Linked DNA regions of Homo sapiens: region 2 is linked to region 1. A link is an interaction called in ENCODE POLR2A ChIA-PET data of the cell type or tissue named here. Cell type or tissue: GM12878. All regions are shown on one strand. Each heading gives the region's core, and the rest is flanking DNA. Links, peaks and the distances in the headings are about the cores only. Region 1 overlaps OXA1L-DT (OXA1L divergent transcript). Region 2 overlaps SLC7A7 (solute carrier family 7 member 7).

Region 1 (16,193 bases), core at 7,904-10,403:
ACAGCTGCTGCGATGTAGAAAGTAATATTATCCTCTCCCTCCCTGGATATTGTGAACAATATCACAGGAGGGTGTACACCCCCTGCAGTATTGAGGTTAATATCATTTTCTTTCCACCTGGTTACTACGAACAATATGACAGAACGGTGTACACCCCCTGCGATATTGGGGGCGATATGCTCCCCCCCCCACCGGGTAATAGCAAAAATATCACAGGTGGGTGTACACCCCCTGCAAAATTGGGAATAATATCATCCTTTCCCCGCCTTGATATTACGAACAATATCCCGAGGGGGTGTACACCCCCTGCGATATTAAGAGTAAGAACATACTCTCACCCCTGGATATCATGAACAATATTACAAAGGGGTGTACACGCCCTGCAGTGTTAAAAGTAATATCATCCTCTTTCCCCCTGGATATTATGAACAATATCACGAGGGGTATACAATCTTTGCGACATTGGGAGTAATATCATTTTCTCCCCCAGTGCATATTACAAACAATATCACAGAAGGATGTACACCCTCTGTGATATTGGGAATACTTTTATGCTCCCCCCTGAAAAACTATAAACAACATCATAGGGGAGTGTATACTCCATGCGATATTGGAAGTAATGCCATCCTCTCCCCCTCTGAATATTATGAACAATATCACAGGAAGGTGTACACTCTGCAATATTGGGAGTAATACCACCCTCTCCTCCCCTGGATATTATCAACAATATCATAGGATGGGGTACACACCCTGTGATATTGGGAGTAATATCATCCTCTGCCACCCTGGATATGACGAACGTTATCACCGAGAATGTACACACAGGGTGTTTACGATATTGCGAGTAATATCAACTCCCCCCTAAATATTACAAACAATATCACAGGGGGGTGTACACCCCCAAAATCCACAGGGGAAGAGAATAATATTACTCCCAATATCGCAGGGGGAGTACAATCCCCCTGTGATATTGTACCTAATATCAAGGAAGAGAGAGGATGATATTACTTCCAGTGTCGCAGGGGGTGTATTGTTCCTAATATCCAAGAGGAGACAGGATAATATTATTCCCAATATCGCAAGAGGTGTGCATCCCCTCTGGGATATTGTTCCTAATATTCAGTGGGGGAGATGATATCACTCCCAATGTTGTAGACAGTGTACACCCCCTTTGTGATATTGTTCCTAATATCCTGGGAAAAAGAGAATGATGTTACTCCCAATATCGCAGAAAGTGTACACGCCCCCTGTGATATTATTCCTAATATTCGGGGGGGAGAGGATTATATTACTCCTAATATCGCAGGGGGTGTACGCCACCACTGTGATGCATTTCCTAATATCCAGGGAAGAAGAGAAGAATATTATTCCCAATGTTGCAGGGGGTGTATACCCACCCCATGATATTGTGCCTAATATCCAGAAGGAAACAAAATGATATTACTCCCAATATCGCAGGGGGTGTACACTTTTCCTGTGATATTCTTCCTAATATCACAAGGGTGAGAAAAGGAAAAGTCCCAATACTGCAGGGGGTGTACACCCCCACCGTGATATTGTTCCTAATATTCATGGGGGGAGAGGATGATATTACTTCCAATATCGCTAGGGGTGTACACCCCCACGTTATATTTCCCGAATATCCAAAGGGGGAGAGGATGATATTACTCCAAATATCGCAGAGGGTGTAGACCCCTTCTGTAACATTGTTGCTAATATCCAAAAAGGGAAGGGATGATATTACTCTCAATATCGCACAGGTCATACACCTCTTCTGTGATACTGTTCGTCATATCCACAGTTGAAAATAATGATATTATGCCCAATTTCACAGGGGGGGTACAACCCCCAGGTGACAATGTTTCTAATATCCAGGTGGAGTGAGGATGATATTACTTCCAATATCGCAGGGGGTGTATGCACCTTCTTTCGTATTGTTCCTAATATCCAAAGTGAGAGAGGATAATATTACACCCAATATCACCGGGGCTGTACACCTCACTTGTGATATTGTTCCCAATATTTAGAGAGAGAGAGAGAGAGGATATTATGCCCAATATTACAGGGGGGTGAACCACTGTTCCTAATATTCAGGGACGCAGAGGATGATATTATTCCCAATGTCGCAGGGGGTGTACACCCCTTCTGTGATATTGTTTCTAATATCCAGGGGAAGAGAGCATAATATTTCTCCCAATATTGCAGGGGGTGTACACCCACCTTGTGCTATTGTTTTTAATATCCAGGACAGAAGAGGATACTATTAGTACAAATATCAGAGGGGGTGTAAAACCAGGGGTAAAGAGAATGATATTACTCCCAACATTGCAGGGAATGTACATTCACCTTGTGATATGGTTTCTCATATCTAGAGAGGGAGAGGATAATATTACTCTCAATATCGAAGGGGGTGTACACCCCTCCTGTGATGTTAATATCCAGGTTAGGGGAGGATAATATTACTCCCAGTAATGCAAGGGGTGTACACCCCTCCTGTGATATTTTTCCTAATATCCAGGGTGGCAGAGGTTGATATTACTTTCAATATTGCAGGGATGTACACATCCCTTGTAGTATTGTTCCTAATATCCAGAAGAAAAAAGATGACATTACTCCCAATATTGCAGCAGTTGTACACCCCCTTTGTGATATTGTTCTTAAAATATAGCAGGGAGAAAATGATATTACTCTCAATATCGCGGAGAGTATACAACTCCCCGTGATATTGTTCCTAATATCCAGGTTCGGAAAGGATGATATTACTTTCAGTATCTCAAGAGGTGTACACCTTGCCTGTGATATTGTTCCTAATTTCCATGGGCGAAGAGGATAATATTACTCGCAATATTGCAGGGAGTGTACAGCCCTCCTGTGATATTGTTCTGAATATCCAGAAAGGAAGAAAATGATATTACTTCCAATAACGCACGGGATGTACACCCCCACCTGTGATATTGTTTCTAATATGCGGAAGTGGAGAGGATTATATTACTCCCAATATCGAGATGTTGTACAACCTTTCTGTGATATTGTTCCTAATATCCAGGGGGGTAAAGGATAATATTACTCCTAAGATCACAGTTGGTATACACCTCTCTGTAAGGCTGTTTCTAATATCCAGGGAAGGAGAGGATGATATTACTCTTTTTTTTTTTTTTTTTTTTTTTGAGGCGGAGTCACGCTCTGTCACCCAGGCTGGAGTGCAGCGGCGCGATCTCGGCTCACTGCAAGCTCCGCCTCCCGGGTTCACGCCATTCTCCCGCCTCAGCCTCCCGAGCAGCTGGAACTACAGGCGCCCTCTACCGCGCCCGGCTAATTTTTGTATTTTTTTTTTTTTTTTTTAGTAGAGACGGGGTTTCACCGTGTTAGGCAGGATAGTCTCGATCTCCTGACCTCGTGATCCGCCCGCCTCGGCCTCCCAAAGTGCTGGGATAACAAGCGTGAGCCACCGCGCCCAGCCGTGATATTACTCTTAACATCGCAGGGGGTGTACACTTCCCCTGTGATATTGTTTCTAAATCCAGAGGGGAAGTGGATGATATTACTCCTAATATCGCACGGCGTGTACACCTTTCCCACCATGATATTGTTCCTAATATCCAGGGCGGGAGAGGATGATATTACTCCCACTATCGCAGGGGTTGCATACCCCCTCTGTGATATTGTTTTTAATATCCAGGGGGCAGAAGATGATATTACTCCCAATATTGCAGAGGGCGTACAAAGCCCCGCCCCGTGATATTCTTCCTAATATCCAGGAGGGGAGAGGATGAAATTACTCTTTATATTGCAGGAGGCATACACATCCGTGTGATAATGTTTTTAGTATCAGTTGGGGAGAAGATGATATTACTTTCAAAATCGTGGGGGTGTACACCCCCCGTTGTGATATCGTTTATAATATCCAGGAGGGGAGAGGATGATATTACTCCCAATATCGCAGGGGGTGTGCACCCTCCCTGTGATTTTATTCCTAATATTCAGGTGGGAAGAGGATGATATTACTCCCAATATCGCAGGTGGGGAAAACACCCCGCCTGTGATATTGTTCTTAATATCCATTAAGGGAGCAGATGATATTACTCCCAAAATTGCAGTGAGTGTACACCCACCCTGTAATATTGTTCCTAATATCCCGGGAGGGAGAGTATGTTGTTACTACCAATTTCGAAGGGGGCGTACACCCCCTCTGTGATACTGTTTTTAATATCCAAGGGGAAAGAGGATTATATTACTCCCAATATCGCAGGGGGTGTGCACTCCTATGTGATATTGTTCCTAATATCTAGCGGGGGTAGGGGATAATATTACTCCAAATATCGCAGGGAATGTACACGTTCTCTGGGATATTGTTTTTAATATTTGAGGATGGAGGATGATATTACTTCCAATATTGCAGGGAGTGTACACCCACCCTCTCATGTTTTTCCTAATATCCAGGGGAAAAACTATTACTCTTAATATCACAGGAGGCGTACACACCCCAGCCCCCGATATTGTTCCTAATACCCGGGGGGGCGGGGAGAAGATAATATTACTCCCAATATCAGAGAAAGTGTACATTCCTTCTGTGACATCGTTTCTAATATCCATGGAAGAAGATTATATTACTTTCAAATTTGCAGATGGTGTACACCCCTCCCCCCCGTGATATAGTTCCTAATATCCAGGAGGAGAGAAGATGATATTACTCTCAATACCTCAATATCGCAGGGAATGTAAACACCCCTGTGATATTGTTCCTACTACCCAGGAGGAGGGGATAAAATTATATTACTCCCAATATCGCAGGCGCTGTACACCCCACTGTAATATTTTTCCTAATATCCAGAGCGAGAGAGGATATTATTACTCCCAGTATGGCGGAAGGCGTACACCTTCCCTGTGATACTGTTCCTAATATCCAGGGGGAAAGAGTATGATATTACTCCCAATATTGTAGGAGGTGTACACACCCCAGTGATATTTTTCTCTAATATGCAGAAGGGGAGAGGGTGATATTACTCTCAATTTCGCAGGTGCTGTACACCCCCTGTGATATTGCTCGTAATTTCCAAAGAGGGAGATGATATTACTCCCAATAACATAAACACACTGTGTTGACAACTCCCTGCCATGTGGCTCGTAATGTGGGAGAAGGGGGTGACATTACCCCCATATGGTGGGGGTGGACACCCTCCCACCGTGTGGCTCATAACCTCCAGGGCAAATGGGGGGAGTGATATTACTCCCCATATGGTGGGGGTGGACACCCCCCTGCCATGTGGCTCATAACCTCCAGGGGGGTAGAGGGGGGTGATATCACTTCCCATATGGTGGGGGTGGACACCCTCCCACCATGTGGCTCATAACCTCCAGGAGGGTAGATGGGCGTGATATCACTTCCCATGATGTGGGGGTGGACACCCTCCCACCATGTGGCTCGTAACCTCCAGGGCGAATGGGGGGAGTGATATTACTCCCCATATGGTGGGGATGGACTCCCCTTGCCATGTGGCTCGTAATATCCAGGGGGGAAGAAGGGGGTGATATTACTCCCCATATGGTGGAGGTGGACTCCCTCCCGCCATGTGGCTCGTAACCTCCAGGGTGAATGGGGTCAGTGATATTACTCCCCATATGGTGGGGGTGGACACCCCCCTGCCATGTGGCTCGTAACCTCCAGGTGGGGAGAGGGGGGTGATATTACTTTCCATATGGCAGGAGGTGGACATTATCATTATTAATTCATTTTTATATTATTATTAAGACTAATAAACATATTAAAGCAATGACTCAACAAATCTAGCTTTATATTATTTCACTTACCACTTCTATTTTTCCAAAACAACTTTTTAATTAAAATTATAAAATTAAATTAATAAAAAATATTGAATTAAATTATTTAATTAAATTAATAAAAAATTAATAGAAATTTTTTAAATTTTGTAGTTGCCTTTTTGAGAGTTTTTTTAGAATAGTTTTCTCTTTGGAGAATATAAAGTACACAGAATTTTCATACTCATAGTTTCTATCTTCTTATCATTCTTGTTTATATTATGCAATAATTTACCATGTAGATCTTCACTGCCTCTGTAAAGTATTGTTTGCATAATTCCATTGAGTTTTTCTGCTCAGCAATTATGTTTTTAAGCTATGATTTTTCTCACTTTTCTCAGTATTTTTTCTATAATTTCTAAATTAATTTTATATAATTTATATTAGTGCAATTATCGTTCAAATCACATTTTAAAATGTAAACATTAGGAAAGATTTTTCACAGCTTTGGGTTAGTTCTTTTCAGAGAAAGGTATTTGTTAAGATTTCACATATTAGGCTCTCTCTTTAAATTCCCAAATCAACCCACTTTCTCTGTTAGAAAAGGGTCTACAATTGCAAAGAATTTGGAAGTGATGTGGTTTTTGTCCGTCTTAATCTTGCACAAGCAACAGAAAATATTGAATGATTTTTCATCTGTCTATGGATTTCGTAGTCTGCACTGAGTAAGACAGGACATACATAGGCAGGGCGAATACTTGAAAAATATTTTGTCTTGCAAGCACTATAGAAAGTCAAACTAAATAATGCAAAAATCCATCTCTAATTGTCTTTAAAGGAAGCATCCTTGGTAAGGCTGAAGATTTACTCAGAATCTTGTTTACAGTAAGTGCAAACTGTAAGTGCTACATATAGTAGAATTCAGCCTATCCAAATGAATGCTTGGAACAATTGTTATAAATTCAGATGCAACAGATTTAAACACATATACCTTAATATCCAACTTCTCAAGCCCTGTTCTGAAGGACATGAGCTTCTGTCATTATCTTAACAAATAGCAGAAAAACAACTTTATCAATGTTAAGAAAAGATACTCTGGGTGACTTTACTCTGAGTTGAAAGGCCCTCCTTCTAAGGAATTAGTGTTCTGGAGTAAAACTTGGATTTCAAAAACCTAAATTCTAGCAGCACACACCACCCTCCCCCCTCAACTCTGCCACACACACACCCTTAGCTTGAGTTGGCATTTTATCTAAGGTACACTATGAGCAATCATTAGTTATGCCCTTGCATTTTATCCTTACCTTCAAAACTCATTTTTAGGCAGGTTTCTTATTCTCCTCACTGGATTGTTTCATATCTCACTTTGGTTTCCTTTACATCCGGTTTCTTGAAATGTCAATATTTAGATGATATTCTCTGGCTTCTGCTGAAATAGATAATTTTTCCTATTGAATTTATTTGATCATTTACATGGATTTTAAGTATATAACCTCAAATTTTTATTTTTAACCGAATATACTTTAATAATATGCATGGGTCATTTTATAAAATGTTTTTTAGCAATAATTATATTTCAGAAATATATTTTTTATTTAGAAATTTCACTTTCTGTGAACTGCCATATTTTCCCATGAAAGTAATGATTTTTCACGTTTAGCAATTCCTTGCATAAGGTAGGTTGTGCTTGCCTAATTTTGGCATGCATTCAAGAATGGATAAATCAAGACTGGCTACAACAAATGTTAGTGAGGATGTGGAATGACCTCCTATATTGATAATGAAAAGGTAAAGTGGTATAATGAAATTTGAAAAACTTTTTGCAATTTCTTATAAAATTAAACATGCATCTATTCTACAACCACACAATTCTATTCCTAGTTACTTTTCCAAGGAAAATTAAGATGTATGCCTACAAAAGACTTATAAAAATATGTTCACAGCAACTTCATTTACAACAGAAAAACTGAAAATAACCCAGAATTCAATCAGCAGTACGTACACACATTTTAGTATATTTGTTTAATAGAATACCACTTAATGATAAAAAAAAAAAGAAACACACAACATGGATGAATTTCAAAAACATTCTAAGGAGAAGAAAAAGCTGGGCACAAAATAATACATACTGTGTAATTCCAAATATATGAAGTTCTAGAACAGATAAGTGGTTGTTCTGTGCAGGAAGAGGCAGTAAGAAACTTTTGGGTGTAATAAACATGCTTTTATCTTGAAAAGGGTGGGGCTTATACTTGTGTATGCATTTGTGAAATGTATTAAGTTGTAAACCTAAGATTGGTCCATTTCACTGTATGTAAATGTAAGTTTAAAAAAAGCAAATAAGTGATAAGTTTGATGTTTTGAAATAAACATTAAACTCCATTGAGTTGGTTTTCTTTTATAGATTAGTCCATTGTCATGCTGCTATGGAGAAACACCCGAGACTGGGTAATTTATGAAGAAAAGAGGTTTAATTGACTCATGGTTCTGGATGGCTGGGGAAGCCTCAGGAAACTTACAGTCATGGTGGTGGAAGGCACCTCTTCACAGGGTGGCAGGAGAGAGAAATGCCAGGCAAAGCGGGGGAAAGCCCCTTATAAAACCATCAGATCTGAGGAGAACTCACTCACTATCATGAGAACAGCATAGGGATAATCGTCGCCATAATTTGATTATCTCCCAAAACACATGGGAATTATGGAAACTACAATTCAAGATGAGATTTGGGTGTGGACACAGCCAAACCATATCAAGTGGTATCTTTTAAAATTCTGAAACTATTTTTTATCAACTTAAGCAAATAAATTATCTTTTGAGAATTACAGGAACCAGATTTCTCACAGTTCGAACACAATGTTACCAATGGAAAGGCAGAAGACTAGAATGTACCCTGTGGTGTTTTGTTTTGTTTTTTTTTGACATCAGAAATGATGTATCAATATGCAATCATGGTTTCAACATATGTAAACTATGTGTCTATATCGTAGCTTTCTGCAGAAAGAGTCTAGAAATAATAACACACAAGTACCACTAAACTTATCTACTATTTGATTATTAAATGCCACGTTTCATTAATACGAACAAGAATTCCTTAAAGAAATTGCTGATCTCAGAGTTGGAAGTGAGAGCAAGTAGAAGATGGGCCTGAAGTAACTTTTTGCATCAGAAAATAAGAACGTGCTAGGTCTTAGTCTGTTCAGGCTGCTATAACAAAATACCGTGGACTGGGTGTAACAACAGACACTTATTTCTTCTACTTCTGGAGGTGAAGAAGTCCAAGTTAGAGGTGCCATCCAATTTGGATCTTGGTGAGGGTCCATTTCCGTCTCTTTCCTCTCTGGTGTCTTCAGTGATGGAGAGAGAGAGAGTTCTAGTTTGTCTTCCACTTCCAGTAAGGACACTAATCACATCATGAGGCCCTACCTCATGACCCAAACCAAATTACCTTCCAAATGCCCCTGGCTCCAAATGGCATACCCCTGGGAGTTAAAACTTTAACATATAAATTTGGGGGTGAGGACACAAACTTTCAGTTCTTAATAACATGACAAAAAATTGTTATAGTGATAAGCAGGAAGGAAAGGGATACAAAGTACATAATCTATGAGCATAGCTATATAAACTAATAAACAATAAATAAAAATTTAAAAATACAACAGAAGTACATCGAAATCAGGCCTGGAGCAGTGGCTCACACTTGTAATCCTAGCACTTTGGGAGGCTGAGGCTGGAGGACAGCTTGAGCCCAGGAGTTTGAGACCAGTCTGGGCAACATGGTAAAACCCTGTCTCTAAAAAAAAAAAAAAAAAAGAATCAGCCAGGAGTGGTGGTGCATGCCTGTAGTCCCAGCTACTTGGGAGGTGAAGGTGGGAAGATCAATTGAGCCCAGGAGGTTGAGACTGCAGTGAGCTAGGATTACACCACTGCACTCCAGCCTGGGTGACAGAGTGACATACTATCTCAAAAAAAAAAAAAAGTACATCAAAAATAATTTTTTGTTTTGTTTTTATTTTTGTTTGTTTGTTTGGAGATGGAGTCTTGCTCTGTTGCCCAGGCTGGAGTGCAGTGACACAATCTCAGCTCACTGCAACCTCCTCCTCCGGGTTCAAGTGATTCTCATGCCTCAGCCTCCCGAGTAGCTGGGATTGGAGGATTTATTGTTCAATGGGTATAGAGTTTCAGTTTGGTCTCGAATTTTTTTTTCAAGACCTTGGCCTCCCAAAGTGTTGGGACTGCAGGTGTCCGGCCAGTAGTACAAAAATTTTAAAGACGCTGAGTAACTGTGAGCAAAATTATGAGATTTTTACTCTGTTTGCCAGTCTTCATAGTCCCTGCCACACCTAATTCAACATTTTGTTGTTGTTGTTGTTGTTGCCTGTCTTTATGGAACCTATTTAAAGAAATCAACTTGATTTTTACACTTGTATTTCATTGGTTTATTTTTAGTTAGTTAAAATACGTAATTACAATAACTAGTCCATTTATGAAAGGAGGAGTTTGGAAACAACTGATTCTTGGTATAAGTCAACTGGTGGAACAAAAGTGTGTGTGTACAGAAGCCTACTAGCTGCAAAGGCTCAGCATGCTGTGGACATCAATCATTTGGGAGCACACAGATGGAGAACAGAGCTATTGGAAGCATACTATTTGCATTCATATCCCAGCTCAGCTACCTTTTAGCCATTTAATCTTGAACAAGAAAGATTTCTCTGTATCTCAGTTATACACATGGCAATATAGTATCTACCTTATAAAATCCTTATAAACATTAAATAGGTAAATATTTTGTTAGAATGCTGAACACAGGGCTTGGTACAGAGTAAGTACCATGTTAAGTGAAGGTATTATCTTTTAGAGAAGGAATCAGTTGAATAAATAAAGCTGAATTAAGAGATCTCAGCCAGGCACAGTGGCTCACGCCTGTAATCCCAACACTTTGGGAAGCCAAGGCAGGCGGACCAAAAGGTCAAGAGATTGAGACCATCCTGGCCAACATGGTGAAACCCCGTCTCTACTAAAAATACAAAAATTAGCTGGGCGTTGTGGCATACACCTGTAGTCCCAGCTACTTGGGAGGCTGAGGCAGGAGAATCGCTTGAACATGGGAGGCGGAGGTTGCAGCAAGCCGAGATTACGCCACTGCACTCCAGCCTGGGTGACAAAGAGAGACTCCATCTCAAAAAAAAGAAAAAAGAGAGAGAGAGATCTATCTTAGGGAAAAAATAAGTTAGATACTTCATATTTTAAACTGAAATTAATTCAAAATGAATTAAACAGATAAACATAAAACATGAACGAGAAGAAAAGTTTAGGTAGAAAATTATCTTATTTAAGGTGTGTAGAGTTGTTTTAATGGAAAAAATATGAAAAAATAAATGTAAATTTGGCTATGTAAAGTTTTTAAAGTTCTTTAAGTCAGAGAAAAATAATGTAATGGCCATATGCAGTTTCTACCTGCCTAGCATCCATTACCCATTCTTACCCTAATAGGATCCTGATTTTTCTCAAGAAAGCCCCTTTCCATTCTCAGTCTATGTAGCCCAGGTGGCACTGACTTCATTCTCAATGAATCAGAGCACGACCATGGTTATTGGCTTAGGGATGGCCTCACAACCATCTAATCAGGCCAATGAGACGAAATGAGTCAATTCAGAGACACTTATGAGAACTGATGGGAGAGAGGCTCTCTCTCTCTCTGAACTTGAAACTGGGAGAATGTAGACCTGAAAAAAGTAAAAACCACTTTCCAAATCATTTTAAGAGGCTAACAAAACCTTGATATCAAAACTGAAAAGGACATGACAGTAAAGAAAAATTACAAACGAATCTTTCTCACAAACATAGCTACAAAAATCCTAAATATCAGCATACTGAATGAAATGATACACAAAAAAAATAATGCATCTTGCAGGCATGGTGGCTCACGCCTGTAATCCCAGCACTATGGGAGGCTGAGGCAGGTGGATCATGAGGTCAGGAGATCGAGACCATCCTGGCCAACATGGTGAAACCCTGTCTCTACTACAAATACAAAAATTAGCTGGGCATGGTGACATGCACCTGTAGTCCCAGCTACTCGGGAGGCTGAGGCAGGAGAATTGCTTGAACCTGGGAGTTGGAGGTTGCAGTGAGCCAAGACTGTGCCACTGCAGTCCAGCCTGGTGAGAGAGTGAGACTCCATCTCAAAAAAAAAAAAATAGTTCTTTGCTGGTGCAGTGGTTTGCACCTGTAGTCCTAGCTACTAGGGAGGCTGAGGCAGCATGATCACTTGAGTCCAGGAGTCCAAGGCTGTATTTCACTAAGATCTAGCCTGTGAATAGCCACTTCTCTCCAGCCTGGGAAATAGAGCAAGACCCCATCTCTAAAAATAAAAATAAAAAAAAGAAATAACTCTTTATCACACTCTTAAGTTAAAGAAATATTTGTAATCTATTAAAGAGCAACTATAGAAACCTATAGCAAACATCATACTTTGTCGTAAAATGTTGAAAGATTACCTTCTGAGATCAGGAATAAATCACCATGCTATCACCCACTTCTACTGTACTACAGTTGCTATCCAATGCATTATAGCAAGAAAAAGAAATTAAAGGACTAAGTATTGAGAATGGAAGAAATAATGCTATTATTATCACCACTGATATGCTCTTGGAATTAATAATTTCAATTGATACAAGTTCAGTCCACAAAAAAAAGCTTTGTTTTATATATCAGCAAAAAATAGTTAGAAAATTAAAATGTTTATTTGTTAGTCCATTCTCATACTGCTATAAAGAAATTCCAGAGACTGGGTAATTTATAAAGAAAATAGGTTTAATTGGCTCACAGTTCCACAAGCTGTACAGGAAGCATGGCAGCATCTGCTTCTAGGAAGGCCTCAGGGAGCTTTGATTCATGGTGGAAGGCAAAGGAGGAGCAGGCATCTTGCATGGCAGGAGCAGGACCGAGGGCAGGGGGAGGTGCCACACACTTTCAAACAATCAGATCTCATGAGAACTCACTATTGTGATGACAGCACCAAGGGAGATGGTGTTAAACCGTGAGAAACTGCCCCCATGATCCAATCACCTCCTATCAGGCCCCACCTCCAACACTGGAGACTACAATTGAACATGAGATTTGGGCAGGGACATATCCAAACTATGTCAGTTTAGGAGCTAAGTGCAGTGGCTCACACCTGTAATTCCAGCTACTCAAGAGGATGAGGAAGGCTGAGCATGGTGGCTCACGCCTGTAATCCCAGCACTTTGGGAGGCCGAGGCAGGTGGATTGTGAGGTCAAGAAATTGAGACCATCCTGGCCAACATGGTGAAACCCCGTCTCTATCAAAAATATTAAAAAATTAGCCAGGTGTGGTGGCATATACCTGTAATCCCAGCTACTTGGGAGGCTGAGGCAGGAGAATTGCTTGAACCTGGGAGGCAGAGGTTGCAGTGAGCCGAGATTGTGTTACTGCACTCTAGCGTGGGTGACAGAGCGATACTCCCTCTCAAAAAAAAAAAAAAAAAAGAGGATGAGGAATGAGGATCACTTAGGGCCAGGAGTTTGAGACCAGCCTGAGCAACATAGCAGGAACCTGTCTCTAAAACAATTTTTAAAAATTAGCCAGCAGTGGGGACAATCAGTGACAGCAGGTGGTCTCTAAGCCCAGTTGCCGCCTAATCTTTCCCTAACTTTGGGTGCTACCTTTAGAGGGGACAATTGTGGGCAGAGAAGCTGCATCTAGATGGCTGTGAGAGGCAGGAGGGGTTCCTGGGGGCTCAGCTGGCTCTGCAGGGGAACAGGGGATAGGAGTCAGGATTGTCCAGGAGGGTGGCCAGTAAGGTAAGAGGTTACCTTACTGAGAGGTTACCAGAATAGGGCTCCTACCTGAGCTCCACACCTGCAGGGCCCCAGGCAGGACCTCCCTAGTGGTAGCTTCCACAGCTACAGGGCAAGTGAAGCAGGAGGGGCAGAGCTGATCTTGCTTGTCTGAAGGGCTTGAAGCCAGCACCCCTGGGCACGGGCTGTGAAACCAAGGAGCAGCCTGTGGAACCCCCATCATCCACCCTCTACAGAGGGCTCATAGAAAAAATTGTAATGTTCCTCCCAGCTTCTCCCTCTATCCACTTTTGAACAGAGTAGATTGCCTTGCTAGGCCCAGAGCCAACTTTGACAAGAAGCGGTCAGGCTGAATCTTCAACCCATAGCAGAGCAAGGTCCCCCTGGCCACCCAGAAATTCAGCACTCTGGACAACACAAAGAGGAAGCATTTACTGGCACCTTTTCCTCCACCCATTTCTGTACTAATAGAAATTTCTGTGAGGATGGAAATGTTCTATGTCTGCATGATCCAATGTGGTAGCCCCTAGTCACATGTGACTGTTGGGTACCTCAAGTGTGGCTAGTGCAACTGAGGAAATGAAATTTTAACTTTATTTAATTGTAATGTCTTTTCCTAAATGACAAAGATTTGTTTTTATGTTATGGGTGCTGTGAATCATTACAAGATCACATTTCTCTCTGTGCTGGCTGCTAGGAAGCTTGTCAGTTTTGGATCCTATGGTTGCAAGAGTATATAGCCTCATGGCATGCGCCTTTAATATAACCTCATTCTCAGCTTCCTTTTATTTTTACTTTTTCCCATTGCCCTGCTTAATTTTTTATCTTGTCAATGTGGTAAGCCTTGAATCCTTTGTGCTGGGATAACAGGTGTGAGCCACCACGCCTCCTGGCCCTAGAATGAAATTTTTAACTCAAAACTAAACTATAAGCTATTTATAGGAGGTAAAAGGATGAAAAAATATATACTAGAAAAACGTTAACTAAAAAAATCGGCATACGTTTATTAATATTAGGTAAAATAGACTTTAAAGCCAAAAATAGCATTATGAAGATGAGGAGGATCATTGCTTGAAGGGGTGGGTTGCCCCTCCACACCTGTGGGTGTTTCTCGTTAGGTGGAACGAGAGACTTGGAAAAGAAAAAGACACAGAGACAAAGTATAGAGAAAGAAATAAGGGGACCCAGGGAACCAGCGTTCAGCATATGGAGGATCCCGCCAGCCTCTGAGTTCCCTTAGTATTTATTGATCATTAGTGGGTGTTTCTCCGAGAGGGGGATGTGTCACAGTCACAAGACAATAGTGGGGAGAGGGTCAGCAGACAAACACGTGAACAAAGGTCTTTGCATCATAGACAAGGTAAAGAATCAAGTGCTGTGCTTTTAGATATGCATACATATAAATATCTCAATGCTTTACAAAGCAGTATTGCTGCCCGCATGTCCCACCTCCAGCCCTAAGGCGGCTTTTCCCTATCTCAGTAGATGGAACGTACAATCGGGTTTTATACCGAGACATTCCATTGCCCAGGGACCAGCAGGAGACAGATGCCTTCCTCTTGTCTCAACTGCAAGAGGCATGCCTTCCTCTTATACTAATCCTCCTCAGCACAGACCCTTTATGGGTGTCGGGCTGGGGGACGATCAGGTCTTTCCCTTCCCATGAGGCCATATTTCAGACTATCACATGGGGAGAAACCTTGGACAATACCTGGCTTTCCTAGGCAGCGGTCCCTGCGGCCTTCCACAGTGTTTGTGTCCCTGGGTACTTGAGATTAGGGAGTGGTGATGACTCTTAACCAGCATGCTGCCTTCAAGCATCTGTTTAACAAAGCGCATCTTGCACCGCCCTTAATCCATTTAACCCTGAGGTGACACAGCACATGTTTCAGAGAGCACGGGGTTGGGGGTAAGGTCATAGATTAACAGAACCTCAAGGCAGAAGAATTTTTCTTAGTACAGAACAAAATGGAGTCTCCTATGTCTACTTCTTTCTACACAGACACAGCAACAATCTGATCTCTCTTGCTTTTCCCCACATTGCTTAATGACATAAAGTTCCAGCACTGAATAACATAGCTGCAAAAAATATAAAGCAAGGATTAACATGATGAAAAGGAAATATTTCTAAAACCATCATCATAGTAGAATATTTCACACAATTATTTTAGTTATTGATAGTTGAGGCAGATAAAAAAATAAATCTTTTGTGATCAAGACAAGGTATAGAGAGTGATCAAACACACAGACCTATACCTCTGCCACTTTTTGCTCATGCCCTTGGGCCCTGACTGGACCCACAAGCAATTCACCCTGGTCAGCTGTGGTCTCTGCCCTTCCTCGGAGAGTTAGCTGCTCATTATCCCAGTCCACAGAGGCTGCTGTCAGCTGGTAGAGTACTTGGTCCCAAGCAGCTTCTCTTATAGGAGCTGATGCAGGCTGTGAGCCATCTCCACTCCCCCACGGTGTCTCCAGCACAACATCCTCCTCCCAACACATGGGCTGCTCCCCACACAGGACCCACATCACCACATGGCAGTGTGGAGCCTGGGGAGGCAGTGGCACTGCTGGAGGGGCTGACTCCCCATTGGGAGTCACAGCCATGAATAAGAGGA
Region 2 (13,849 bases), core at 6,842-9,341, 77 kb after region 1:
ATAAACAATCTGTAATCCTAGCACGTTGGGAGGCCAAGGCGGGCAGATCACAAAGTCAGGAGTTTGAGATCAGCCTGGCCAACATGGTGAAACCCCCGTCTCTACTAAAAATACAAAAATTAGCTGGGCGTGGTGGCGGGCACCTGTCATCCCAGCTACTCAGGAGGCTGAGGCAGGAGAATCGCTTGAACCCGGGAGGTGGAGGTTGCAGTGAGCCAAGATCCTACCACTGCACTCCAGCCCGGGCGACAGAGTGAGACTCTGTCTGGGAAAAAAAAAAAAAAAAAGTGAACAATCTACGACTACAGACAAAAATACAGAAGAATCTCAAACATAATAAGCAAGCCAGATGCAAAAGTGTACATATAGATTATATCCATTTACATAAAATCAGAGAAAACTAATCAATGCTACTAGAAGTCAGAATAGTGATTTCCCTTTGTGTGGGGTGGAGAGGCAGGGACTGGGAAGAGCATAAGAAGGGCTCAAGGGTGCTAGTTACACATGTGCTCAACTAGTGACAATTCATTAAGCCATAAACTTATGAGATTGCACTGTTCCTTCTGTATATTATATTTGAATAAAAAAATTAAAATTGAACCAAAAAGTGAGGTTAGCAGAGTATGGCTTGTTCTTAGTGAATTCATACACGTTACTAATGATTTCCCACCCTTCTGCTCGTACTTCACTAACCAGATTTAACTTACAAGCCTAGAATTTGGGCAAGAATCCACCTTAAGTTATCACTTCAGAGTGCTGCTCATCCACCTCCGGTGGAAAGCTGGGCTATCACTTGTGGTAGGTAGACTAATGGCCCCCCAAAGATGTCCACCCCCTAATCCCTGGAACCTGTGAGCCATGTTATATTGCATGGCAAGGGAGAATTAAAGTTGCAGATAGAGGCCAGGCGCAGTGGCTCATGCCTGTAATCCCAGCACTTTAGGAGGCCAAGGCGGGCAGATCACCTGAGGTCAGGAATTCTAACCAACATGAGTCAGCCTAACCAACACGGTGAAACCCCGTCTCTACTAAAAATACAAAAAATAGCTGGGTGTGGTGGTGGGTGCCTATAATCCCAGCTACTCAGGAGGCTGAGGCAGGAGAATTGCTTGAACCCAGGAGGCGGAGGTTGCAGTGAGCCAAGATCACACCACTGCACTTCAGCCTGGGCAACAGAGCAAGACTCTGGCTCAAAAAAAAAAAAAAAAAAGAAAAAAGTTGCAGACAGAATGAAGATTGCTAATCAAGTGACAAAACAGGGAAATCATTCTGTATTCTCTGGGTGGGCCCAATGTAATCACAAAAGTTCTTAAAGATGAAAGAGGGAGGCAGAAAGGTCAATGTCAGAGTAGTACAATATGAGAAAGACTCTCCCAGTTACTGCTGACTTTGAAAATGGAAGGGTCCATGAGACTCTAGAAGCTGGGAAAGGCAAGAAGATGGATCCTCTCCTTAAGCCTCCAGAAAGAAACACAGTGCTACTTCATATTAGCCCAGTGAGACCCATTTCAGACTTCTGACCTCCAGAATTATGAGATGATAAATTTGTGTTGTTTTCAGCCACTCAATTGGTGGTAACTTGTTAGAGAAGCAATAGAAAACTCATATGTTGGCTGGGCACAGTGGCTCGCTCCTGTAATTCCAGCACTTTGGGAGGCCAGGGTGGGCTGATCCCTTGAGCTCAGGAGTTTGAAACCAGCCTGGGCAACATAGAGAAACCCTGATTCTACAAAAAATACAAAAATTAGCTGGGCCTGGTGGCGTGCACCTGTAGTCTCAACTACTCAGGAGGCTAAGGTGGGAGAATTGCTTGAGCCTGGGGAGGTCAAGGCTGCAGTGATCCTTGATTGCACCACTGCATTCCAGCCTGGGTGACAGAGCAAGACTGTCTCAAAAAAAAAAAAAAAAAAAAAAAAAAAACCTAACTGCAGGCAGAAAACTGGAAGTAGCACTGGGTGGTACTATTCATTACATTTGTTGAAAAATGGAGAAAGGGGAAGTGAAACCCTTGACAGCTCACTGGATCTTGGTGTACTGAAATTTCCCTCTCACTGCAATCAAAAGAATCTAAATGTGACCTTATGCAAAGAAGGCAGGCATCCCTTATGATAGCAGATCCTCAAACAAGTATGTACCTCTCTCTTTAATGTACTACATGAATCCCAGCTCTTCTAGCAAATCATCATTTTTGAACAAAGTATACTCTTTCATTATCATATTCTAATCAAATATCGCTGATGCCTATGAAATTGTTTCCTCCTTTCAGTAAAAGGTCAAATACGGGCCGGGCACAGTGGCTCATGCCTGTAATCCCAGCACTTTGGGAGGCGGAGGCAGACGAATCACGAGTTCAAGAGATTGAGACCATCCTGGCCAACATGGTGAAACCCCGTCTCTACTAAAAATACAAAAATTAGCTGGGTGTGGTGGTGTGCGCCTGTAGTCCCAGCTACTGGGGAGGCTGAGGCAGGAGAATCACTTGAGCCCAGGAGGCGGAGGTTGCAGTGAGCTAAGATCGCGCCACTGCACTCCAGCCTGGTGACAGAGCGAGACTCCGTCTCACAAAAAAAAAAAAAAAAGGTCAAATACGTTTATTAGCCTTACTTGTAATATTTGTAGATAAGAGTTCAAAAGCATCATTTCTGATCTTCCATCCCATTTTCTCCAAATGCGTTACTGAGCAACTCCTCTCTGCCTTTATTCTCTGCTATGTAGTCTCCAAAATACCCAGATTTATACTTTTATCTAGGCATTTTTCTCCTTGCCTCTAAAATTTCCATTCTAAAGCCTTATTATACACATCTCTCCCAATCCCTATAAACCTCCTCTATCCCTTACCAGGAGTTTATCTTTCTGGTATCTTAGAATCTTAGAATTTACGGTTAGGAACTCTGTTCTGTGTTCTTTTTTCTTTCACATACACAGCCTTCAGCTGACAAAGAGACGAAAATTCCACCTGCCACTCAGTTTGCTACTTTAAACTTCACGTCACCAGTGAGACATCTCAGCTATCTTCTGACTGGTGACATCATTCATCCCACAGCAATTAGCAGAAGGATAGCAGTCCCTAGGCTTAATTGGTGTGAGCAAGCTCTTGGTCACATGTTGCTCAGAAAAACTGCACATTTCTAGGTTAGGCTGGGTCTGTGTATAGTCAGATGCACACTATTCCTGGGGGAAGGCCAAACCCCACAACTGGCATACTCAGGCCTGCTAATACCCTGGTGTCTCCAAAATACTCTACCACTGCTGTTTCCTCAGAAGGTCCAGATATAAGCTCTCTGGAAACGCCTCATATCTGTTACCTAAACCCAGAGATTTCAAGTCTCTTCTTCCTTTTCTTTGCTGCATCCCCATTTGTTTTGTCTAATGTTGGTTTGGGAAAATCTCTACACCTTTTTTTTTTTTTTTTTAATTGAGATGGAGTCTCGCTCTGTCGCCCAGGCTGGAGTGCAGTGGCGCCATCTCGGCTCACTGCAAGCTCCGCCTCCTGGGTTCACGCCATTCTCCTGCCTCAGCCTCCCGAGTAGCTGGGACTACGGGCGTCCGCCACCACGTCCGGCTAATTTTTTTGTACTCTTAGTACAGACGGGGTTTCACCATGTTAGCCAGGATGGTCTCAATTTCCTGACCCCGTGATCCACCCGCCTTGGCCTCCCAAAGTGCTGGGATTACAGGCTTGAGCCACCGCGCCCGGCCTGGAAACTCTCTACACCTTGAAATCACAATTTCACCCTGGCTTCTTTGATACATTATTTCTTCCACTCTCCCTAGGTGCTGTTATTTCTCTCAGATAGCAGATGGCCTTCAAATTATTTTACCTTTCAGACTACAGAAACCTTTTACTCCAGGTGCAGTGGCTCATGCCTATAATCCCAGCACTTTGGAAGGCCAAGACGTGAGGATCACTTGAGGCCAGGAGTTGGAGACCAGCCTGGGCAGCATAGCAAGACCCTTTCTCTACAAAAAAATTACAAATTAGCTGGACTTGGTGGTGCACACTGATGGTCCTAGCTACTTGGAAGGCTGAGGTGGGAAGGTCACTTGAGTGCAGGATTGAGCCCATAACCATGCTACTGCACACCAGCCTGGGCAACAAAGCAAGACTTCGTCTCAGAAAATAAAATAACATTTTTGACCAGGCGTGGTGGTGGCTCACACCTGTAATCCCAGCATTTTGGGAAGCCGAAGTGGGCGGATCACCTGAGGTCAAGCGTTCATGACCAGCCTGACCAACATGGCAAAACCCCGTCTCTACTAAAAATACAAAAATTAGCCAGCCGTGGTGGCGCACGCCTGTAATCCTAGCTACCTGGGAGTCTGAGAGAGGAGAATCATTTTGAACCCAGGAGGCGGAGGTTGCAGTGAGCCGAGATTGCACCACTGCACTCCAGCCTGGATGATAGTGTGAGGCCCCGTCTCAAAGAAAGAAAGAGAGAGAGAGAGAGAGAGAGAGAGAGAAAGGAAAAGAAAAGAAAAATATCTTTTTTTTTTTTTTAAAGACAGAGTCTCGCTCTGTCGCCCAGGCTGGAGTGCAGTGGTGCGATCTTGGCTCACTGCAACCTCCGCCTCCCGGGTTCATGCCGTTCTCCTGCCTCAGCCTCCCAAGTAGCTGAGACTACAGGCGCCCGCCACCAAGCCCAGCTAATTTTTTGTATTCTTTAGTAGAGACAGGGTTTCACCGTGTTAGCCAGGATGGTCTCGATCTCCTGACCTCGTAATCCGCCCGCCTCGGCTTCCCAAAGTGCTGGGATTACAGGCGTAAACCACCACGCCCAGCCAATTAAAATAAAAATTTTAAAGAAACAACCAATTCGCTTACTCAGGTGTCATGGGTGAGAGCCTCTGTAATTGCAAAATTTTGACTGAGACAGTGAAAGAGATCTAACTTAACTGACTCCATCTTGCTTCTAACCTCCAAGCTGCCTTTATTCATTCCCAGGCATAGGCTGAACTAACTTTGGGAGAAACTTAGTTTATAATTTAGACAAAGAGGATAACAGCCCTTTCCCAAAGCAGACCTCCTTCTTGCCTGGGGACTAGATTGCCTTTGTAGGACTAACATTAGCCACAAGATTAGAAATTATGGTTTAGGGCTGGGCACGGTGGCTCATGCCTGTAATCCCAGCACTTTGGGAGCCATAGGAGGGCGGATCACCTGAGGTCAGGAGTTCAAGACCAGCCTGGGCAACATGGTGAAAACCTGTCTCTACTAAAAATAAAAAATAAAATTAGCTGGGTGTGGTGGCGTGCACCTGTAACCCCAGCTACTAGGGAGGCTGAGGCAGGAGAATTACTTCAACTCGGGAGGTGGAGGTGGCAGTGAGCCAATATCACACCACTGCACTCCAGCCTGGGTGACAGAGCAAGACTCCATCTCGAAAAAAAAAAAGAAATTATGGTTTAGGAGTCACGCAGCTGGAAGCTACAAGATTCTGACCTTCCCTAAACTGCTCCTAAGATCAGTGCTTGAGGTATTTTGTAGACCCTGCTCTTGGTGGATCAGCTGGCCCCCACCCAGATCAATAAACTGGCTTAGCTGATCTTGTGGCCCCCACCCAGGAACTGACTGAGAGCAAGAAGACAGCTCTGATTCCCTGTGATTTCATCTCTAACTAATCAGCACTCCTGGCTCACTGGCTTCCCCTGACCCACCAAGTTATCCTTAAAAACTCTGCTCCCAGAATGTTCGGGGAGACTGATTTGAGTAATAATAAAACTCCGGTCTCCCGCACAGCCGGCTCTGTGTGAATTACTCATTATTGCAATATCCCTGTCTTGAAGAATTGGCTCTGTCTAGGCAGTGGGCAAGGTGAACCCCTTGGGCAGTTACACCTCTGGCAAGAAGACACACCAAATGCAATCCCTGTGGGTCACTGGATCAGAGTCCTCCCGCTCTCCTTCCTGGAACTCAGTCAGCACTTTGGTCCCTGTGGCTCTGACCACTCTGAGGGAGCAAGCAGGCAGTTTGTACCAGGAGGGTCTTATAGTAACAACCCCGTGAGTCCCTTCTCCAAGCCGTGTAAATCCAATCCTTATTGGTTTGCTTAGCTAGGGGTCAGTTCAAGTCCTCAGGTACCAGATCTCAAGCCTGAGTGAGCATCAGTACCACCTGAGGAATTTGTCGACCCACAACTTCAGGGCCCCACACCCCAGAGGTTCTGATGCAGGAGACCTGAGACAGTTTCGCAGGCTAATCTGAGGATCTGCTTCTCTGGGTGTGTTTCCTTAGGTAATCACCTACGGAAATAACCACACACAGAGCAGCTGTATCAGAACAGTCGCAACCCTTTGCTAACTCAAGGCTCCTCTATCCTGGCTGCAAACTAGCATCACTTGACGAGCTTTAACAGTCCAGTGCTCAGGCCCCACCCAGACCAATGAAGTCAGAAATTCTGGGGTGGAACCCAGGCATCGGCATGTTTTTAAAACTCCCCAGGTGACTCTGAAGCATGGTGACAATTGAGAACGGCTTTTCCCACCTCTAGTGACACAAGACCCTCATCAATTCTCCTCAAAAGCAATTTTTCTGCTTCCTTAATTCTCGTTCTCCAAGCCAATTCTCATCTCATTCTTCTCCCCAGTGGTTCAGATTTATGTAGTCAGGGAGTGGGAGTGATGAGTATTGTTTTCTTTCTTTCTTTTTTTTTTTTTTTTTTTTTTGAGACAGCGTCTCACTCTGTTGCCCATGCTGGAATGCAGTGGCACAATCTTGGCTCACTGCAGCTTGGACCAAATGGGCTTAAACAATCCTCCCACCTCAGCCACCTGAGTAGCTGGGACTACAGGCATGCACCACCATGCCCAATTAATTTTTTTTTTTTTTTTTTGTAGAGACCAAGTTCTCCAGACTGGTCTCCTGAGCTTAAGCCATCCTCCTACCTCAGTCTCCCAAAATGCTAGGATTACAGGTGTGAGCCACCGTGCCCAATCTGAGTATTGCTTGCTTGCTTTCTTTCTTTCTTTCTTTCTTTCTTTCTTTCTTTCTTTCTTTCTTTCTTTCTTTCTTTTCTATTCTTTTCTTTTCTTTTCTTTTCTTTTCTTTTCTTTTTTAATTGAGACAGAGTCTCACTCTGTCGCCCAGGCTGGAGTGCAGTGGTGCAATCTCGGCTCACTGCAAGCTCCGCCTCCCGGGTTCACACCATTCTCCTGCCTCAGCCTCCCGAGTAGCTGGGACCACAGGCGCCTGCCACCACACCCAGCTAATTTTTTGTATTTTTAGTAGAGACGGGTTTCACCATGTTAGCCAGGATGGTCTCAATCTCCTGACCTTGTGATCTGCCCGCCTCGGCCTCCCAAAGTGCTGGGATTACAGGCGTGAGCCACCGTGCCCGGCCTTGTTTTCTTAATTCTCCAGATGATTCCAATCCACAGCCAGAGTTAGGACCCACTGCTGCCCAGCATCTTCCGCAACCTCCTCTAGGCTACCTGCCCAGCTTCTTCTGAGGCAGAGAGAAAAAGAAAGGAACATAGAAACATAGAACATAGAAAGGAAGAGAGCAAGGATGAGCCCCCAAAGGGACTTGATGATCAAAGCAGCATAAAGGTCTACCCCTTCACTGCTGGTCAAGAGTTTGTTCCAAAGTTCACAACAAACCCACACTAGAACCCAAGGCTCTGATGAAAGCCTATTTCTTGAGGTGAATATGGGCCAGAAAAGGTAAGTTTCTTCACCTCCACCCTCAGATGGCTCTTGGGAAAAGCCCTCTGAAAAAGGCAACTAGCTTCCAAGTAGAAGGTTCAAAGGGCAAAAGTCCGTTGGGGGGCCCAGCATCTGACTGTTCCACCTCATTAGCCACAAGTACATGAGATCAGTCATTCTGGTACCAGGAGAAGCTGCACGAGGACACCTGGCCAAAGCTCTCAGACACACAGAGATCCAAAGTCCTTCACAGCCCACAGCGGCTCTGGCAGACTCAGGGTAAGCTGTCTGCCCCCTTCCCACAGCAACCCTCAGCCCCCACCAGCACCCTGAAAGGCAAAAGCACGAAATACCCTTCTCAGCCAAGTTGAACCTGGAATCATATCTTCTGTTCATTCATCCAGCCAACATTTATTGAAGAACCCACTACATGCAATTCACTGTGGCCACATGTGTATGACACGAAGAATCTTTGCCTGATCCCTGAAGAACAGTACTCTGTAAACAAAGAGCCCTGAACTGCCAGGTACTGCTGACTCACTGGTACAGGGGACATACTGAAGGCATAGATGGTAAAAATGTCCTGGTAGTGTCCTGAATGGCAAAACAACTAGGTCTCAGTGTGGGCAAGTGTAGGTAAGGCAAGAACAGTCATGTCCACCTGTGAACAGTGGGCCAAAACACCTTGGCTCTGAGGAAAGGACAGTCGGGTGGAGCTGGACTTCTGGACACCTATCCTCTTGCTGAGAGGAAAGTTCCACCTCTCTTGCAAAACAGAAAGAAAAGGCTCAGCCCTCCTTTCTGATCCCTGAGCTATTGTGAAGTAAAATGTAAACTGCTTTTAAGTCATCCAAAGACAGCATGCGGAAGGTAAAGCTTTTAGAAATCAATAAGATGCATATGATATGAATATAACTTGCAGTAATAGATACTATTTTTAACTGACAACTGTGTGCCAGGTCACTATGTACTTACACCTATCTTCTAATTTAATCTGACAGAGAGTAAGTTTTATTATCTTTATTTTACACTTGAGAAAACTGAGGTCAGGCAGTGACTAGCTCCAAAGCCTACATCCATTCCACCACACCACATACCTCCCTAACTGTATGCAAGAATGTGAGACGGGGAGTGGGATTATCTCCCCCTGTGGTAATGGAGATGCCTAGAACTTCAGAGCACTGGGGCAGTCCACGAATTTCTCCAAGAAGTCAGAATAAGCAGCTTCAGGAGGTGCCATCTGCACACCTCTCTGTTTGGGAAAAGCAACCATTTCTACTACCCTAGACAGGACAGTGAGGCTCCTTCAAAACTCAGAATTCCTTCACTCACTCACTCATTCATTCATTCATTAAGCTTATATTGAGTACCCACTGTGTTCCAGGCCCTGTGCAGGCTCTGAGATTAAGATCCAGTCTCCAGCCTTCACTCAAAAGTGGACATTGACAATTACAAGAATCAGTTGCTATGAAAGTCACTGAGAGGCAACCTATCTACCCACACGTCACTGGAGGAGTGAATGGGGTGCAGGCAAGCACCAGGATCACTGTTATCTGGACTGAGTGCATGGAGGCTGCTGCTGGGGTGGGGGAGGGGAAGCAATATTCCTGACAGAGAGGGCAAAACGTTATTACCCTGACAATGAAATCAGCAATGAATGAAGTCAACCACCCGTATAAAAAAACCTACTTAAGCAATAACCAGTAAATGATTTCAAGGTCTATTAGTAATACCAGACTATCTAGGGCTGTAGTTCAACAGCTCTAAAGGTAGACTATGCCTGCCAAAAGACTGCAAACAACTGGCAGGAGCAGAGACTCTGTGTTTGCTCTTTGGAAACTGTCATGATTTGAATAGAAAAAGATGAAAATATGGTACAAATATAGATCACATTTCTATGAGGTAGGGACCCCATTTTATAGAAGAGAGAACTGAGGGCTGGGCACGGTGGCTCATGCCTGTAATCCCAGCAATTTGAGAGGCCGAGGAAGGTAGATCACCTGAGGTCAGGAGTTTCAGACTAGCCTGGCCAACATGGTGAAACCCCATCTCTACTAAAAATACAAAAAATTAGCCGGGCATAGTGGTGGGCACCTGTAATCCCAGCTACTCGGGAGGCTGAGGCAGGAGAATCGCTTGAACCCAGGAGGCGGAGGTTGCAGTAAACTGAGATTACGCCACTGCACTCCAGACTGGGCAACAAGAGTGAAACTCTGTCAAAAAAAAAGAAGAAGAAGAAGGAGAAGGAGGAAAAGGAGAAGGAGAAGGAGAACAAGAGGAAACTGAGGCTAATAAATTTGACCTAGCATTGATTGAATCCTGCCTGATTCCACGCTGTTCACCACCATGCACCAGTGCCTTCCAAAGGGATAAGGGTATCCCCTACACTGTTCAAGAAAAAGAAGTCTGACTCAGGGCACCCAATCATTACAGCCATGGAGAAGGCATCATTGTAGGGTAGAGATATTTCATCCAACTTTTCCAGAAACATACCTCAACCAACCTAAGGCAGGCTTAACTCTTTTTCATAAAATCGTCCCTCAACCTTGGTCCTTTCCTCTAACAATCACCCTCCATGCTTTCAGAATCATTCATCTGAAGAGCATGTCTACATTCCTTCCCGTTCCTGGGTCTCTACAATGCAGTCTGAGATGTTGCAACTCCTTCCTCTTTCACCCTGCAAAAGTTTTCCTTTGACCCTCTGAGTTGCCAATTCCAAATGACATTTTATTCCTTATTTTAAACTTAATAGCTCCTCCAGAAAGGCTATTTTTGAGTGTAAACCTGCCACCTCTGGTATGCTGCCCTTGCTCTGTGCTCTCACCTCCCCAATTAACTACACTGCATTAGAACAGTGTACATATGTCTCTCCCACCCACGAGAGCTGTGTGAGGGCAGAGAGTGGATAACAGTTATCCTTGTACCCATGGGCATAGTCCTGAACTAGACACACAGTAACACTTAATACATTTTGCTGGGTGAATAAATGATATTTCTGAAACCTGATTTCACCCTCACTGCCCTGAAATTTCATTGCCTTAGGAGAAAGCCCACATGAAAAGCCACCAGTGACCTTCATATCAATAAATCCAATCAACTATACTCAATCTTTACCTAGCTTGACCTCTTAGCAGATTGGACACAGGTAGTCATTCATTCCTTCTCAATTCACTCCCTTCCACTCACCATCTTCCAGGTTTCCACCTATCTCTCTAGATGCTCCTTCTCCATCTTTTCACAAAATACCTATCCCTCAAATGTGGGTATTCCTCAGAATGCTTCTAAGCCCCTTTGTCCTCCCTTTCTACATCTTGTCCCAAGGTCATCTCATCTGTTCCTGTGGTTTCTTTTTCTTTTTATTTTTTTCTTTCTTTTTTTTTTTTTTTTTTTTTTTTGAGACAGAATCTTGCTCTGTCACCCAAGATGGAGTGCAGTGGAGCTGTCTCGGCTCACTGCAACCTCTTCCTCCAGGGTTCAAGCGATTCTCCTGCCTCAGCCTCCAGAGTAGCTGGGACTACAGGTGCACACCACCATGCCCGGCTAGTTTTTGTATTTTTAGTAGAGACAGGGTTTCGCCATGTTGGCCAGGCTGGTCTCGAACTCCTGGCCTCAAGTGATCAGCCCACCTCAGCCTCCCAAAGTGTTGGGATTACAGGTGTGAGCCACCGCCCTGGCCTGTTCCTATGGTTTCAATAACCATATATACAATGATGACTCCCAAAAGTATATCATCAGCCCAACTGTCATGATTCTAGATATATATGAATATTCAACCACCTACTGGACATTACCAGGCACATCAAACTCAACATGTCCAAAACTGATTCCATCAATTTCTCCCAAACCTACTGCACCTTCGGTGTTCCCCATACAAGTAACTGGCGTCACCATCCACCCATTTATGCAAGCCAAAGACCTGGGCATGTTATTGTCATCAACAACTTCCACTCATATCTACTCATAGTCCAAGTCTTAAGTCTCCCTGTCCCCAAAACATGACTCTAGTCCAAGCCACCATCATTTCTCACTAGGATCATAGCAGCAGCTTCCCACCTGTCTCCCAGCTTTCAATCCTACATAGAAAAACTAATCTTTCTTAAACTCACAAATTCTAAAATCTAAATCACAAATGCCACTCTTCTGCTTTTAAAGGCCTTAAGAGTTTTCTCATTGCCTTAGAAGACAGCCCACCAAACTCCTTAATATAGTTGGTGCAATAGATTGGAGTTTTCCAATATGCCTCAACGTCTCCCATCCCATATTCCTTTCTTACAATGTGACTTTGACACTCTACCCATCAAGAGGCAGGGTCTGTACCCCTCTTCTCGAAACTGGATGGTCTTCTGTGAATGCCTCTACCTATAGAGTATGACAGAATTGACACCATGCAACTTCAGAGACTAGGTCATAAAAGGCAATGCAACTTCCACTTTGGGTGCTACAACACTCATTCTGGACGCTTTCAGCTGCCTGCATAAGCAGTCTGACTGCCCACGAGTCACCACGCTGTGAGAAAGCTCAACACAGTCCATACGGAAAGACCACATGGAAAGACTGACACAATTTGATAAAGAAGGCCGGGTGCGGTGGCTCACACCCGTAATCCTAACACTTTGTTTGGGAGGCCGAGGCGGGTAGATCACCTGAGGTCAGGAGTTCAAGACTAACCTGGCCAACACGGTGAAACCCCGTCTCTACTAAAAATATAAAAATTAGCCGGGCGTGGTGGGGCACGCCTGTAATCCCAGCTACTCAGGAGGCTGAGGAAGGAGAATTGCTTGAATCTGAGAGGTGGAGGTTGCAGTGAGCCGAGATCGCGCCACTGCACTCCAACCTGCACAACCGGAGCAAGACTCCACCTCAAAAAAAGAAAAAAAAGAAGCCCAGATTGTCTGCAACTTCCTCAGCAACCGTTTTTCCAGCTCCTGTCACCATCTGCTGCAACCACATGAGGGACCCTGACCTAGAACTGTCCCACTAAGCCCTTCCCAAATTTCTAAGCCACAGAAATCATAAAAAAAATGACTACTGTTTTAAGACACTACGTTTTAGACTATTTGTTATAGCACAATAATAACTAGCACAGCTTATAAAGCTTTGAACAACCTATGCCTTGACTCTATTTACCTCTGCAAGCCAACTCTCAACCTTTTCTTCCTGAAATTCAACACTGCAGCCCACCCTGAACTCCTTTCAGTGCCTGAAAGGAGCACTTCTGGCATTTAGGTTTTCATACATTCTGTTCTTGCTGCTTGGAACACTCCTCTTCTACTCTTGATTAATTCTTCTTCGCCATTCAGGTATCAGCTCAAACTTCTACAGGAATGGTTTCTAAATGCCTAGGTTAGGACTGGTCTCCTCCTGTGCCTTGTTCTACCTTGCAAATCACAACACCATCACAATCCATTAAAACCCTGTATCAGAGGCCAGGCACGGTGGCTCACGCCTGTAATCCCAGCACTTTGGGAGGCCGAGGCAGGCGGATCATGAGGTCAAGAGATCAAGACCATCCTGGCCAACATGGTGAAACCCCGTCTAAAAAATACAAAAATTAGCTGAGCATGGTGGTGCATGCCTGTAGTCCCAGCTACTCAGGAGGAGACAGGAGAATCTCTTGAACCTGGGAAGCAGAGGTTGCAGTGAGCTGAGATTGCGCCACTGCACTCCAGCCTGGTGACAGAGCGAGACTCCGTCTCAAAAAAACAAAACAAAACAAAAATCCCTGTATTGGGTTGCCCATCCTGACCCCGGCATGCACCCATGCATGCGGTCACACACACCCACGCACACACATAAAGTGCTCCAAAAAGACAATGACAGTGCAGGGAACGTGGCAACCTCTTCGCAAATACTTGTTGAATGTTTAATCTCCAACCCTATCTCTTTCCTAAATTCCAAAGAGCATATCTGCCTACTATGCTAAAAATAAATTCCAAATTCAACATGCCCCCATCCTCCTCCTCACAGTAAATGATATCACTGCCTACAAATTGTCTAAACCAGAAACATCATCTCTTCATTCAAAGACTATTTATTGAGGGCCGGGCACGGTAGGTGGCTCACGCCTGCAATCCCAGCACTTTGGGAGGCCGAGGCAGGCAGATCACTTGAGTTCAGGAGTTCGAGACCAGCCTGGCCAACATGGTGAAACCCCATCTGTACTAAAAATACAAAAATTAGCAGGGCGGGGTGACATGCACCTGTAGT

Evidence for each region. Peaks named below come from ENCODE experiments on the same cell type or tissue, not always from the same donor. Only the 100,000 strongest peaks of a DNase experiment are listed, where the experiment ranks them.
Region 2: POLR2A ChIA-PET joins it to region 1 with 5 read pairs; 4 of 35 experiments call an interaction of 5 or more read pairs at or near these places.

The regions. Positions count from the first base shown.
Region 1 is chr14:22,710,035-22,726,227 of GRCh38, forward strand. OXA1L-DT (OXA1L divergent transcript) reads right to left here. Exons shown (of 3, transcript XR_001750638.3): 2 at 7,062-7,186. It also overlaps the pseudogene LOC100421646. Among named protein-coding and RNA genes, the nearest start is that of OXA1L-DT, 48 kb to the right of the region's middle. In GM12878, for the core only: no CTCF peak of the experiment used is centred there; no DNase peak of the experiment used is centred there.
Region 2 is chr14:22,788,436-22,802,284 of GRCh38, forward strand. The region is part of intron 2 of SLC7A7 (solute carrier family 7 member 7); the gene reads right to left. Among named protein-coding and RNA genes, the nearest start is that of SLC7A7, 20 kb to the right of the region's middle. RefSeq lists an enhancer at 8,079-8,148. In GM12878, for the core only: no CTCF peak of the experiment used is centred there; a DNase peak (open chromatin) is centred at 7,836; H3K4me3 peaks cover 1,197 bases; H3K27ac peaks cover 2,323 bases.